Regions from separate parts of the Mus musculus genome. Here region 2 is linked to region 1. Evidence: chromatin loops called from intact Hi-C (ENCODE). Cell type or tissue: heart. All regions are shown on one strand.

Region 1 (8,000 bases):
TAACTTGTCCAGGTTAGCCTTGAACCTGCAATCTCTTGGCCCCTGCCTCCTGGGTAGGTGTAGTGTGGCCTGGGCCGATAGTCCTGCCTGTTTTGTTTTGTTTTGTTTTGTTTTGAGCTGTGTGTTATTGTAGGTTTTCTTGTTTTGTTTTTTGAGAGAGAGGGTGGGGAGGGAGTGTTGAGGCAGGGTTTTTCTATGTAGCCTTGGCTGTCCTGGAACTCACTCCGTAGACCAAGCTGGCCTCAAAAGTGACATTCCCCTTGTATTAACCTGCTGAGCACTAGTAAACAAGAAGGAAGTATCACATGGTCAGAGCTCCATCTGTACTGTAAGCCAAATGATGTCAGGGCTCAGGGCATCAGCCATTGAAGGCTCTGTCTCTGCTTCAGTCCAGGGCTGAAACAGCCCGAGTCACAGCCATCAGCTGTGCAGAAATGCCGTTGCCACCACCACCCAGACACTGCTGTCAGTGTGTGACCCGGGCTTCCAGATTTATTAAAACATGTACTAGTGCATGGACATGTGCGTGTGCGTGCGTGCGTGCGTGCGTGTGTGTGTGTGTGTGTGTGTGTGTGTGTGTGTGTGTGTGTGTTTTATAGCTAGAACCCAGGGCTTTGTGCAGGCTCAGCAAGTGCTCTACCACAGAACCACACTCCCTTCCCTGAACACTCAGATTTTTAAAAGTCCCTCCAGGTTATTGATTTCAAGGAGCTCTAAAACCCTGGTGCCTCCCGAAGCCTCAATCACATGGAAAGGCTGGGTGGCTACTTATGGTGGCCCTTCCCTGTCACCCCAGGTCAAGTGTGACGTCTTGCAAGGAAAAGTACCAAGTTCTCTGGCCTTGTCCCTTAAATTCCACCACCTCAAGCCAGATCCACCCCAGGCTGCCCAAATTCTGAGTTCACCCTCAGTTGCCCCAAATGGGCCAGGCCGGGGACCCTGGGTCCCTCTGCACTCCCTGGCCCTCCCTCCCCTACTTTCACTTCTCCTCTGCATTTCCCCCAGCCAGTTTTTAGCAGGCTTAGTCTAGCTTCTCGTTAGTACTTACCGAAATCGGGGCTAAATATAGAGAACCGGAGGACTGCCCCTCACCCTCCCGGCCCCACTCGGGCTGTCCCCTGGGTCCTCTGCCTCCACAGCCGGCATCGAGTTTATGGCCTGGGAGCCCCCATGGGCAGGGTTGGGCGCTACCGGGAACCTCTGTGGACTCAGTTGGCCCTGCCCCTTGTCTCCTGAGGAGGGCCACCTCACACCTCCCAACCCTACAGCTGTCCCAGGTAACCTCAAGGGACCAAACAGTGCTGTGCTATCAGGACGGAGGGATGGAGGAGGGATGGAGATCCAGGTGATGGACACAGCAAGAGCAGTGGTATACACAGCTACAGCCAGCAATGCCAAACTCTGTGCATAGGTGTGCATAGATCCCAGGGAGGACTAAGTGCATGCCCAGGGCATCGCCCTTCACAGCCTCTGTTTGGAGCAAATGAATGTCTAGGGTAGATGCCATCCAAGGCAAGCCCCCACCAACACTGCACTGGAAGTCCTGCATGTGGCACAGGTTCAAGGCTTGGTCTACAACACCCTGGTTTTCCACCTGACAATTCTGCTGTCTATCCTATCCCCTAAGCAGCTATTCCTTAAGCCCATAGATGGAGGGGTTGGGGAAATGGCCAAACACCACGAGGGTCTGAGTTCAAGTCCCTAGATATCCATTTTCAAAAATGCAGGGATGTGAGTCTGTAACAGATAAGATGGCAAGACAAGAGGGGGAGTTGGCCAACCAACCAGCGTGTGTCAAGACAGAAGGCAAGGACTGACATCCTGAGGTTGACCTCTGACCTCCACACAGACTTGTCCACACTCACATTTGCATGTGCGCGCGCACACACACACACACACACACACACACACACAACCTATAGGGAGACACACACTCAGATGATGCCATAGGGTGGTGTATAAAAAAACCAACCCCATCCAGATACATGCATACACACATGCACTTACTCATATCCAGAGTGACACACACACATTCGCATATTCAAAGGCACAGGCAATCTGATATGCATACACCCGTGTCCAGAGTCAGTTCATTCTGAGAGGTAACCACGAAGACCTCTGAGACTCTCCAGGGTGGAGAGCCTGAGATCAGACGGTGAGTGATCTGCCCGAGGCCACACGATGTATTAATCACATCCTTACGATGGATTGATTCTTGCCAATGCTACACGGTGAAAACCCATAACAGTTCTCCTGGGTAGGACTTTTTCTTTTTTTTTTCACCCTACAGAAATCCCCAGTAAAAAGTCTAATGCTTTGTCCAGTGGCTACAAGTTCTCACTTGAAATGAGTCCATAGTGAAGCCGCTATATGTGTGCAGATGGCAGTCTGGACTTCATATGTACACTGAACAAGTAGATATGTGTACACCCACACGGCCACCTCAGTAAATAAATACCTGTCAATCCTCATCTTTCTACTGTCTACCACCATCATTTTTATATCCTAGCTCAGAGAACTCCTCCAGGAAGCCCTCCCTACTACCATGACAACAGAACTAGATAACTTCTGGACTCTATCATCTCTGCTCCACCCTCCACCCTCCAATCCCAGGTCTGATCACCACAGGATTGTCCTTTCCACTGAACTCGTGACTCCAGAAAAGCAGACCTGAAGCTGCCTAGCCCTGATATATCTTCAACACCAATATCCAACATAGAACGGCCCGGTAACCAGCGGTTGTTGAAGGGACTTGGCGATGCCCCCCACATACTGATGCATGTTGGACGGATGCACGCCAAGCCAACACTCACACCTACGGTCACCCAGGAGCTCGACGCACACTCGACCAAAGCTCCAGAAAAGCAGTCATGAAGTACTGATCCTTGGAATATCTCAGCACTGGTATTATCACCTTACACTTCCCAGTACTCTGCTGAGGTATGCTAAGTCTGCGCAGAGATGCATACCTTCTACGAAATGAGTCCCCAAGCGCAAATCACCTGATACGGTGCCTGCACCGTATCCAGCTCACCCAGGCAAGCATGTAGTAACTCAAAGACATAGAATGCATGCGCCACGGAGAAAGTCAGAGCAGGATAAGGAGACTGAGGGATATATAAGATTAGTGCCATTTTGCAGAATAAATGAAGTGGATCAAGAAGAAATCACTGCTACGGGCACACAGGAATGCCACGCACAGCAGCCCTCCCCCCTGCACACCCAGGAGAAATAGCAATAAGCACAGGACGCAGGACACCACACCCACACTCACACATATGCACACCTGCACCACACAAACGCAACTGCTTGGTCTTCCAAACCTGTTGCAGCCCTGTGTCTAAAGAATCGCCCACGCTGCCCAGCCCACCAGTTCCCCATATGAAGTCCAGCAAAAAACAAAACAAAACAAACAAACAAACAAACAAAAAACCACATGACCCTTCCTTTTTCCTGTTCCCTCAGTGGGGAGACAGACTGGAAGTATACCCCCCCACACACACACCCCATGCCTAATGCAAAACAGTATCAAAGAGGAGCTGAGGAGGGGGACTAGGTGAAGGAAGGAAAAGATGTTACTAAAGCACGGGGCCTCCCAAACAAGGGGGACAGCCGAAGAGGAGGTGCAGGAACCGTTGGCAGAGGTGGTCAGCAGAACGGCCCTAATATGCTATTTGTCCTCGCCACCCATGAGAAGGCATCAGCCTCTTACCTGGAGCCCCCATGCTGGAATGAACCATGCTGCCCGCCAGCCAGGGCTGGGGAACAACTGTGTCATCTCCCCGCCCTCTCTGGGGGCCAGCCCTCCCTGCCGGAAGTCACCCCGGGAGGAAACCACAGGGCCGGTCCGCCCCCTTCGGAAGGGAAAATACCCTGGCCCACAGGCCGACCCCAGCGGCCCAGGCGACCCCAGATCATGAGTGTATTTGAGTAGGGGCTTAGTCGGGTGGAAAGCGAGGACGCTGGAAGAACTGACTCTTGCTGGGGCCACACTAGGAGGTATCTATACAGTCCTTCTGCCCCCGCAGCACGGAGGGGTGGGGGCGAACACATCTGGAACAGGGCGTGTGGGGCTGTGAGAGAAGGTGAGGCTATACAATAACAATGGCAAACACAATTTGAGGTTTGTTCGAGGAGGGATCTCTCAGTGCCTAACCCTGCACCTCCCACGTAACAGGTGTCATAGTTTGACAGTATTTTGTGATTCGTCTTACAAACGACAAGACTGAAGATCAGAGAAGGGAGCAGTGGCTTTCTCAAGGATCCAGGGCCAAGATGCATCAAAGTAAAAAAAAAAAAAAAAAGGGGATGCTCAGGATGCTGTGGACAGACCAAGGCTTGCAACCTGTGCCACAGGTAAGGCATCCCGGGCCAATAGTGCCCATGAGCAGTGGCACAGTGGCAGTTAGGGCGAGGGGTGGAGGCCTAAGTCAGAGACAGCTAGAAGCCTGTCAGAGGGCAAACGCGTGCACCCGGGGCAGTGGAGCTGAGCTTGAGTCCTCAGGGTTCCTGTGGAGCGCTTTCAGCGAGCCGCTCCGCTCTCAGTCCTGCGGTTTTCCTGAAGCCCGCCAGAGGGCGGCAGCGTCCAGTCAATGGGCAGGAGGGCGGGGCCGGCTTCAGAGGAGGGAGCCCCGCCCTCCGCTCCATCCCGGCCCGCATCCTCCCCCGCCCCGCGCGCACACCTGCGAGGGTCACACAAAGGCGCAGGACTCGGGCGCACAGTAGCGCAGACAAAGGCAGGCGCGAGCCAACTGCCCTCTTCTCCCTCTCAGCTTCCTGGAGTCCGAGTTGCTGAGCTGCCTTGGCATCTCTTAAACAGTTCTCCTATCCACTAGGGCCATCCAGGACACTTTACACCCCAAGTGGAGGGTCCCCCAAACCACACGCGTGCACACATAGACGGCTGGATTCATCCTTCTACATACATGCATACACTGAAGTATTTCTTCTCAGACCAACCCTCCAGCATTTCACACGAATGCACACACAGAGATTCACTAGTGCACATCTCTACCATGGCCCCAATATCACCCCTCCCCGCAGACCAAGCTTCATCAGCTACATATGCTCTACTACTTCACCCAGACCCACAGGGCAGAGGGCACATCTACACATATGGCCAACGCAGGCCAGGTTACATGTGCCCACACTCCCATGTGCACAGCCATGAAGGACACAAAGAACTACATGGGTGCCCTCTGCCCCCAGCCCTGTGCAGGTGGACACCCCAAGACCTGGCAGATGGTCCTGACAGGAACGAACTCAGCTCTTAAGCTGCACACAGAGGGGACAGTTCCTGGGCATCTACACTCTATAATATCCCATTATCGGAAAGACCATTTCAGAGGGCATTTGCCGACCGCACAGCGGCTGGCGGCAGATTTTCTATACACGAGGGTCTTCCCAGCAGAAGTTGGGGGCAGTAAGGTAGCAGGTTTTTGTCTTGAAGCCTGATTTACCCAGTAAGCTCCATTTTCATTTAGGATTTATCTTTTGAGGGAGTGGTGGTACTTAGCACGATATGGAGGGATACAACCCAGACAAGGCCCCTCCCCCATAGTCTACCCTTTACCAATTCAACATCGTGCAGGCCAGAGACACATTCACCAGGCTGGGTCCCAGATGGTGATCTAGGAAAAGAAGGGACACCCATTTCCAGTGAGGCCCTCCTGGATCTTCAAGTGAGGCCAGAGTGGGAAGGCCTCGATGGTTCCCTAAGGATAAATTCTATTCCTATGGCCTTCCGTGCTGAAAGCTGTGTCTGAGTCTCTGGGCCTATGCAGGAGATGCTGAAGGAGGGGAGAAAGACAAAGGGGCAGAGTGTGGGGCACATGGCTTAGATGGTGAGGGGAACTGGCAGATTGGAATGGGATAGGTAGGGTGTGGAGAGCGGCTTCCCTGCCAAGGAAGGGGTCTGGACCCTCATAATGAGTAGGGTAGGTAGGGAATAGGCATTGGGGAGCAGTGGGGGCCACACTGAGGTGCAGGGAACCTGCGGGGAGGCAGCATAGAGGAGGCCAGGCTGGGCTCAAGGCTGAGCGGTAATTAAAGGAGACGCAGGGGGCTCCCCAGGGCCAGCGGGGCCGGTAACTGACACGCGGGCCCCATTGCTCCGCTCATATTTCTCGCCGGATCGATACGTTTGACTCCCGACAAGACAATAATCGCTTGTACGCGGCCGGCGAGTCGATCAAATACATTATTAGAGCGAGGTCCCCCGGGGGCCCGCTGGGGAGCCGTAGGGGGGAGCAGCCAGCCCACCGGGGACAGAAGAGTGAGATTCTTCACCCCTCAGGGCCCCCTGCCATGGCCTCTTCCTCCTGGCCACCCCTGGGGATCCTCTCCATGGCTCGGTTCCTCTCTCTCTCTCTCTCTCTCTCTCTCTCTCTCTCTCTCTCAGCTCCTTCTATCATTAACAATCTCATCACCTAGCCATGGCCTTATCCTTGGTCTGCGCAGGGACCCAAAAGATCTGTCCCCACAGGCGATGCTCTTATCAGTAGGACTGAGGCTAGCAGGTGTTCAGAGAGGCCCCTCAGACCCCTAGCCTGGTGGGAGATAATGAAATGGAGTCAGGCCAAGGAATTGGGAGTTGAGAGAGATGAACTTGGGCCTAAGAGTCAAGAGTAGCAATCTTCAATCCAGACTCCATTCCGGATGTAAACATGAGAGACTTCAGGAGAGCCCGGGTCAAGGGGCAGCCTCTGGGGCATTAAAGGACTTAGGGGCCTAAACAAACAGGAAAGCATATTGTTAGGGGTAGGTGGCAAACAAACTCACAGACACAGGGATATGGAGCTGCTCTCAGGACCCTAGGCTCTTTCCAGCCATACTCAACCTCAGCTCTGGGCTGTCTGTATCATGTGGCCATCTCTTGCCCACTCCCTTGGCATCTGGGCTCAAACCTAGCTCTTTTAATTGTAAAAATGTTTACTTTCTCTTATGTGTATGCGTGTTTTGTCTCCATGTCTGTCTATGCACCAAGTGTGTTCCTGGAGCCCACAGAGGTCAGAAGAGGGCACTGGAGTCCCTCGAATTGGAGTCACAGCCAGTTGTGAGCTGCCATGTGGGCGCTGGGAACTGAACCCAAGTCCTCTGCAAGAGCAGCCACTGCTCTTACCCACTGAGCCATCTTGCAGCCCCTTAGACATACCTCTTGTTTACACAGTTCTTCATCTCTTTGATGTGAGGCTCACTCAGGACTGCTTCCCCGATAGCCCCAAATCAATCATGTCATGGAGCTGGGCATGCTGTTCAGACAGAGCGCTTGCTAACATGGACAAACATCAGCAGTTCACAAAACTAGGCACAGTAGCACATACCTGTAACGCTGGCATTGGAGGGTGAAGACAGAAGGATCAGAGGCTCAGAGTCTACATAATAAGTTCAAGATTCGCCTGGGCAACATGTGACCCTATCTCCAAAAACAAGCTAACAGAAAAATCAAATTCTTTAAGGACTATCTACTGACTTAAGATTCAGCGGTGGTGGCAGCAGGAGCATTCCTGCCTGTTTTGGGCTATTTGAGCCAACGTGTTATTCCTAAATCTTTATGACCATCTGAGGATATGAGTTTGCTATCTCATTGTACTGAGGAATTAGGGCACAGAGAGGTAACATCAGCTGCTCTGAGTCACACAGCATGTGGCTAGTGGAGTGAGGATTCAAACCCAAGTCTCTCCTCTCTAGGGCTTGCTCTCTCCTGTGGGCTTCCTAGAGCTCCTGGGTTTTAGGGATTAGGAGTCAGCATTCACTCAACTGTGGGCCTCTTTGTTAAACTCTGAAATCTTTCCTGTTACCTGACAGCCAACAGGGTGTGATGCCCTCTGCCTTCTTGACCCTGGGATCCCCTCTGCTAAAGCCTACAGTTCTAAGAATCGGTCTCTTTTCTCTTCTTTCTGGTTGGGGGAGCAGGGTTTCACTCACTAAATGAGTTCACTGGCTTTGAATTCACAGAGATTCACCTGCCTCTGCCTCTGCCTCTGCCTCTGCCTCTGCCT
Region 2 (8,000 bases), 280 kb after region 1:
TCCAGCAATTTCTCTAACACTGACTCCCCATTGCTGGGATTACAGATGGGTACTAACTATGCTTGAATTATTCTTGTACAATTAACGACTTGAAATCTGTTGTGTACTGAACTCTATCCTCCCACCTTAATGTACTGAAGATCTAACCTCCACTACCTCAGGATGGGCGTATTTGGAGAATAGGGTTCTGAGAATAGTAATTAAGCCAAAATGAGGCTTTTGTGATGTTCTCCAATAAGAAAATTAGATTTGAGCCAGGTGTGGTGGCGCACGCCTTTAATCCCAGCACTTGGGAGGCTGAGGCAGGCGGATTTCTGAGTTCGAGGCCAGCCTGGTCTACAGAGTGAGTTCCAGGACAGCCAGGGCTACACAGAGAAACCCTGTCTCGAAAAACAAAGACAAAAAAAAAAAAAAAAAGCAACAAAAAAAGGAAATTAGATTTGAACATACAAAAAAAAAAAGGACCTTAAAGATATGTACACACAAAAGAACAGTCACGTGACTGATGATACAACAAGATGCTAAAGGAGTATGTCCTCTTAAAACCTCTGTGTTGCTGGGCAGTGGTGGTGCACACCTTTAATCCCAGCACTTGGGAGGCAGAGGCAGGCAGATTCTGAGGTTGAGGCCAGCCTGGTCTACAAAGTGAGTTCCAGGTCAGCCAGGACTACACAGAGAAACCCTGTCTCGAAAAACCAACCAACCAATCAAGCAAACAAACACCCTCTGTGTTGTGGCTGAGAAGACAGAGCAGCAGTTAAGAGCACTTACTGCTCTTGTAGAGGTCCTGAGTTCATAGCAGTTCATAACCTACTGTAACTCCGATTCCAGGGCACCTGACTCTTTTCTGACTTCTCATGTGCATATACATACATTTAGACAAAGAAATCATATACATAAAATAACAACAGATGAGTCTTTTAAAAACAAGCCTTCCTGCTGCATCCTAATCCCTAATATGACAGTGTGAGGAAGTGGGAGCTTTGTGGGGCAGTTAGGTCATGAAAGTGGAACTCCCATGAATGAGATTAATGTCCTTGTGGAAAGGGACCTCTGAGAACTTTTAGTCTCCAGTGTATGAGAACTGATTGTCTGCACTCTGGAAGATGACTCTTACTTGAATTCAGTCCTGCCGAAACCGTGATCTTAGAAGTCCTACTTTTGGAACGATGGGAAATAAGTTCCTGCTGTTCTAAGCCATCCGGCCACCAGTGCGCACCATACCAATCCCAACTAAGATGGCAGCCATTTGTCTGGCAGAGAGAGAGAGGCCTTAGAAGAGACCCAGACCTTCAGAAATGTGAGAAAAATCAATTTTGTCCTTGAAGCCTCCCAACTGTGGTATTTTGTTATGACACTCCTAGCAACCGTAAACAAAACCTACCTCCCTCGCTAGCTTCAGTACTGATGGAGCTAAGAGCTCCTGGCCACGGTAGGCACTGAGTAAGTGTTTATTCAGTAGGTGGATGGATGGCCGACTCCTCAGAGGTTCAGGCCTCCTGTTTCCCAGACATGCCCATTTTGCCACACAGACGGGTGGCATTGCATCATTTCCCCGGTACTGGTTTCCAGTGTTCTCATGTGCTGTTCTGAGTGCTACTAAAATAATTTAGATGGGGACAGCCCTTGCCTTCAAAATATTTTCCTAGCATTTTTCTCCTGTGTGGCCTTTATTTCTTATTTCGGTGTAAATCTATAAATATTAAAGCCAGAGAAATCTTGTAAATGATTTAGTTGAATCCCTATATATAGAAGTTTTAAAATTCTAGATGGTTACATTTAGAAATGTAGACATTGTAACTTTAATTTGAAAGTACAGCAGACTTCATCATCATCAACAACAACAACAACAATATTTTTGCTTTGAGGCCTGCTCTCGTAGTTCAGGATAGTCTGGAACTCAGCTACAGAAGTGTTCATGACAATTTCCTGGTTCTTTACATTTTCATTTTGCAAGTATGAGTGTCTCACTTGCATGCACATCTGTGCACCACTGGTGTGTCTGGTGACTGAAGAGGCCAGAGAAGGCATCAGATCTCCTGGAACTAGAGTTATAGACATTTGAAAGCCACCTGGGATTTGAACCCAGGCCCTCGAAAGAACAGCCAGTGATTTTAACCATTGAGCCATCTCTCCAGCCCCTCCTGTTTTTAAAGATTTATTTTTATTTTGATGTGAGTAGTATATTGGCTCCATGTGTGTCTGTGTAGCATAAGCATGCAGTGTCCACAAAGGCCAGAAGGAGTCAGATCCTCTGGGACTGGAGTTATACAGAGTTGTGAGCCATGTAGATGCTGGGAATTGAGCCCTGGGTTTTCTGGAAGAACAGCCAATGCTCTTAACGTTAACTGAGCTATCTCGAGCCGGGCATGGTGGCCCACGCCTTTAATCCCAGCACTTGGGAGGCAGAGGCAGGCGGATTTCTGAGTTTGAGACCAGCCTGGTCTACAAAGTGAGTTCCAGGTCAGCCAGGGCTACACAGAGAAACCCTGTCTCGAAAAAACCAAAAAATAAAAACCAAAAACCAAACCAAAACAACAACAACAAAAAAACCCCAAATAAAACAAAAACCACTGAGCTATCTCTCCTGCTGTGGTTTTCATTGCTTTTTAATTTACAATTTTATTATTTATTTATTCAGTGTGTGTGATAGTGCATATGTAGAGGTCAGAGGACAACTTTCAGAAGTTTGTTCTCCTTCCACAATGTGGCCCTGAGAATCAAAATCAGGTGCCAGTCTTGGCAAAACAAAGGTTTTTACCTGGTTTTTATCTTGCCACCAACTTCTCTCTCTCTTTTTTTTTTCCTCCCAAAGACAAGGTTTCTCTGTGTAGCTCTGGCTGTCCTAGAACTAGCTCTGTAGACCAGGCTGGTCTTGAACTCGCAGATCTACATGCCTTTGCCTCCTGAGCACTGGGATTGAAGTTGTGGGCCACTACCACATGGCAACTCTTTTTCTAATTAAAAAAAAAATCCCAGTTTTGATCATGGTATTGTGGTAAAATGTAAATGAGGGTTATGATATTGCTCAGTGGTTAGAGGTGCCTACTAGCCAGGTCTGACTCCCTAGATTCAACTCCAAGACCCACATGATAGAAGGCAAGAACCAACTCCTAAAAGTTGACCTCTGACCTATACACTTCATGCACCATGGACTCCCAATAAGTAAACAAACAAACAAACAAACAAACAAAAAACGGAAAAAGTTATTTGAAAAAATATGTGAAAGCAATAATGAAACTCTTCATAATGTTTTAAAAACATGAAAAATTAAAAGTTAAAAATAACAAAATACGGAGCTGGAGAGGTGGCTCAATGGTTAAGAGCACTGACTACTCTTCCAGAGGTCCTGAGTTCAATTTCCAGCAACCACATGGTGGCTCACAACCATCTGTAATAAGGTCAGATGCCCTCTTCTGGTGTGTATGAAGAGATCAATGTTGTACTCATATACATTAAATACATACATACATACATACATAAATCTTAAAGAAAAACAAAATACACTAGGTTAAAAATATTTATTTATGGGTTAGAGAGCTCACTCAAAGGTTAAGAGCACTGGTTACTCTTCTGGAGGTCCTGAGTTCAATTCCCAGCACCTACGTGGTGGCTCACAACCATCTGTAGTAAGATCTGGTGCCCTTTTCTGGTGTGTAGGCAGAACACTGTATATATAGTAAATAAATCTTAAAATTCCCTGGAGTTGGAGTTACAGGCAGTTATGAGCTGCCAAATACATCTGCTGTGAACTGAACCCAGGTCCTATGCAAGAGCAGCCAGTGCTCTTAACTGCAGAACTATCTTTAACTCCCATTACATTAGATATTTGTGAGGACAAAATGAGGTAACTATATTCATTATAACACTGAAAACAGTGCCTGCAGCACAGGATTTACTAATACATGTCAGCTATTATAAATATATTAGAAATAGTGAATAATCTATTATTATAAGTAATTTATCCATAATATTATTATATATTCTCATGTATTTCTTTTTTCCTTCTCTTTTAAGATTAGAAGGTAAAGTAAGATCAGATTAAAAAACAATGTGTATGGGTGTTTTGCCTGCCTGTATACCAGTGCACCAAATTCATACAGTACCCACGGAGACCATAAGAGGGCGTCAGATCCCTTGGAAGTGAACTTACAGACATGGGTGATGAGAATCAAACCAAGGTCTTTTTGGAAAAGCAGTCAGGTCTTTCAACCACTGAGCCAGAGCACTCTAGCTTGTAAGATAAATTTTATTTTCAGAATTGATTTGGAAATTATGTATAGGTCATTTCCTCTGGCTACTAAATGGTTCAGATGTATGTGAACATTGTGAAACTTGTTGGCTAGAAAAGCTCTGGACCACCACCTAGCTCATGTTGTTTGTGACAGCGCCATCTGGAGGCTCAAAGAAGTTAAGTAACTTAGCAAGTTTGCAAAGCAAGTGGCAGAGGCACAAAGCCTTGACTTCAATGCATAGTGTAAGAATTTGGGGAGTCTAAATGTGGAGTGGTGTGTAAATGTTGCGGCCAAGCTGTATTTATTAACTTGGAGTGGTCCCTTGCAGGGAACATTGACCAGTGACTGGCTGATATTTTTTAGCTTTCTTTTTTTTTTTTTAAAGACATTTTTTATTAGATATTTTCTTCATTTACATTTCAAATGCTATCCCCAAAGCCCCCTATACCCTTCCCCCACCCTGCTCCCCAACCCACCAACTTCTGTTTCCTGGCCCTGGCATTCATTTTTAGCTTTCTTTTTTTTTTTTTAAAGTTTTTTCTTTTTCTTTTTTTTTTTATTCTTTTTTGTTTTTATTATTAGGTATTTTTCTCGTTTACATTTTCAATGCTATCCCAAAGGTCCCCCATACCCACCCCCCCAATCCCCTACCCCCCCACTCCCCCTTTTTGGCCCTGGTGTTCCCCTGTACTGGGGCATATAAAGTTTGCAAGTCCAATGGGCCTCTCTTTGCAGTGATGGCTAACTAGGCCATCTTTTGATACATATGCAGCTAAAGACAAGAGCTCCCGGGTACTGGTTAGTTCATATTGTTGTTCCACCTATAGGGTTGCAGTTCCCTTTAGCTCCTTGGGTAATTTCTCTAGCTCCTCCATTGGGGGCCGTGTGACCCATCCAATAGCTGACTGTGATCATCCACTTCTGTGTTTGCTAGGCCCCGGCATAGTCTCACAAGAGAGAGCTATATCTGGGTCCTTTCAGCAAAATCTTGCTAGTGTATGCAATGGTGTCAGCATTTGGAAGCTGATTATGGGATGGATCCCTGCACATGGCAATCACTAGATGGTCCATCCTTTCATCACAACTCCAAATTTTGTCTCTGTAACTCCTTCCATGGGTGTTTTGTTCCCATTTCTAAGAAAGGGTAAAGTGTCCACACTTTGGTCTTCGTTCTTCTTGAATTTCATGCGTTTGGCAAGTTGTATCTTATATCTTGGGTATCCTAAGTTTCTGGGCTAAAATCCACTTATCAGTGATTTTTTAGCTTTCTTAACTGGAGGTTTATTTACTATTGGTGATTAGTGGATAGAGGCCCACACAGCAAAGCATTGTTCACCACCACACTGAAGTAGTAAACTTGGTCCTGTAATCCCAGCTATTTGGGAGGTGGAAGCAAGAAGATCACAAGTTCAGGGAAGTCTGGGAAATAATAAAGGTCATGCATCAACCAAAATAGGGGCAGGCAGGTGGGCATGGTGGCCGTGCACACCTTCAGTCCCAGCACTCGGGAGGCAGAAGCAGGTGGATACATCTGAATTCAGTGCCAACCTGGTCTACAGAGCAAGTTCCAGGACAGCCAGGGCTACACAGAAAGACCTTGTGTGTCTGCAAGTGTAGCTGGCAACATACACACAAGTGTACACACAGCCCAGCCAAGATCCACTTCCCAGACCTTCCCAACCTCTCCTGGAAAAGTCAAAGATTTTCTCAGAAAAACAAACAAACAAAAAATAGAGGCATGGCTGTAATTCAGTGACACACTGCTTGGTTAGCATGCATGGGCACCCCCCTCCCCCATACACACACACTAGCAACAACAAGAAAAAACCAACACTATCATACCTTGGCATATGAGTCATAGAAGTGAATCATTTTGAACTTAGAAACCTGAGCCCTTAGCTAATATTGATTGTTATGTGGGATAGTGTGAAGATTATGGGAACAATGCATCAGTTTGTACCCCCAAGGTGGTTAAGGTTACAGTCTGCAGGGCAGGAGAGGTAGAAGAGGTGCCCCCAGTGTGAGACAGACCATGATGTACAAAGAGTCCTGACTGAGCTGTGCATAGTCAGCGTGGAGAGCAGAGGAGTGGAAAGGTGTTAGCCTTTGAATTAGATGTGTGAGTAAAGTTGAGCTGGTTTGAAAACACAGGACCTGTTGGGGATCAGCAGCCTAGTATGGTTGGAGCATAAGTGCATCTTTGTGAATGAAAGAAAGTGGACTGGAAAGGTGTGTTGTGACTAGAGCTTTGAGTTCATGGGGAGGACTCTAGCCCTGGTGCCCATATAGTGATAGAGAAGCCTTCCCTTCCAGAGTGGCCACTATGGGCCCCAGGACTGAAGAACTCAGAGAACTTTCCCTACAAAGGAAAGAAGTTGGACATTGCCAGAGGCAGGTGATCCTGGATTTAGGATCACATGATGCTGAGTATGCCACAGAGTACCTCACCCACAGGAGAAAGGTACATGGATAGAGATGATCTTGCTTCTGTGTGGTGGCTCTGTGAAGAGCTGGGAAACACTGGCTGTGGTGAAGACTAGAACAGATTCAGAACCTCTACCGAGTCTGCTTCAAAAGGGACAGACCATTCAACCAAGCCCGGGATGACTAAAATGTCTGCATGACTACTGCCTGCTAATAGGACTGACCTGGTTTGTATCATCACGAGCTTACTTGGCATACTCTAAAGTTATAGGACTCCTCATTTCTTTGCCTTCCACCACAAGCCTCCCACCCCCAGTTGAGCCCTGAGAAAATCTGTGACTTTTCCAGGAGAGGTTGGGAAGGTCTGGGAAGTGGATCTTGGCTGGGCTGTGTGTACACTTGTGTGTATGCTGCCAGCTACAGTTGCAGACATGTTGGGAATGTGCCTTAAAGTTTACAGAGTCCTTTGGGATAAAGAGGGTCCTTTCTTTTTGCTAATGAGGATTCTGGTACTGAGAAAGACTAACTTAATTACCCCAACTTGTTGCTAAAAGAGTATTTTAATGCACTTGTTGTTGGGTTTGCCATGTTTTCTACCCCATTTCTTCCCCACAAAATCAAATTAATCTTTGGTGTGCACATGGTTCTGGTGAAGTAGAAATTAATCTTGAGCCAGGCATGGTGGCACACCTATAATACTGGGACCCAGGATACTGTGGTCGGAAGAGTCCAAGTTTTCGGTCAGCCTGACTACATATCAAGAGCCTGTCTCAAGGGAGAGAAAAATAGAAGGGAGGAGGACGGACAAAATAAAGAGGAAGGGAGGGAGAGAAGGAGAAGAGAGAATATCATTTCATTGTATTTACCTGGGTTCGGGCTGCTGAAGACCATGGACATGAGCATCACTGGAAGCAACAGAAGGAAGGGAGAGGCTAGAAGCTTCATTGTGGCTGTCTGTTGGTTCTTAAAGGCTGTGTGGATTGTCACCAGTTAGAGGCTTCTGATTTCTTGTAACTGCTCAGGTGGAGTAGTGTCTACAATTTAATCCTACACAAGAACACCCTTGGGAAATCAAGAGCAGGAAGGCGGTGCTGGTCAGTTTAGTACCAGATTGGACCAGGTCTTTACGGGAATGTGGGAGGTAAAACTGGCCAAACAAAAGAAACCACACTCCAGAGAAAGGAACAAATGACTGACACCTTGGCATGTGTGTGTGTGTGTGTGTGTGTGTGTGTGTGTGTGTATGTATGCTTGACTCCTCCCCCACTGTGGGGGGTTTCATTCTCTAAGCTTTTTTCTCACTTGAATTTCCGTGTACCTTTTGGCTGTTTAGAGCAAAAC

The links. Peaks named below come from ENCODE experiments on the same cell type or tissue, not always from the same donor. Only the 100,000 strongest peaks of a DNase experiment are listed, where the experiment ranks them.
Region 2: a loop joins it to region 1, with 3 times the contacts of the local background. A loop is called at or near these places in 5 of 42 quality-filtered maps.

Annotation. Positions count from the first base shown.
Region 1 is chr7:25,128,713-25,136,712 of GRCm38, forward strand. It overlaps Pou2f2 (POU domain, class 2, transcription factor 2), which reads right to left and starts at 3,748. Exons shown (of 15, transcript NM_001163554.1): 1 at 3,713-3,748. The coding sequence starts at 3,740. In heart, a CTCF peak has its summit at 4,562 (motif pointing right); DNase peaks (open chromatin) are centred at 1,029, 3,789 and 4,589; H3K4me3 peaks cover 1,214 bases; H3K27ac peaks cover 416 bases; H3K27me3 peaks cover 7,330 bases.
Region 2 is chr7:25,405,177-25,413,176 of GRCm38, forward strand. It overlaps Cxcl17 (chemokine (C-X-C motif) ligand 17), which reads right to left and starts at 7,710. Exons shown (of 4, transcript NM_153576.2): 1 at 7,526-7,710. The coding sequence starts at 7,604. The region is part of intron 3 of 4732471J01Rik (RIKEN cDNA 4732471J01 gene); the gene reads left to right. In heart, a CTCF peak has its summit at 4,387 (motif pointing left); no DNase peak of the experiment used is centred here.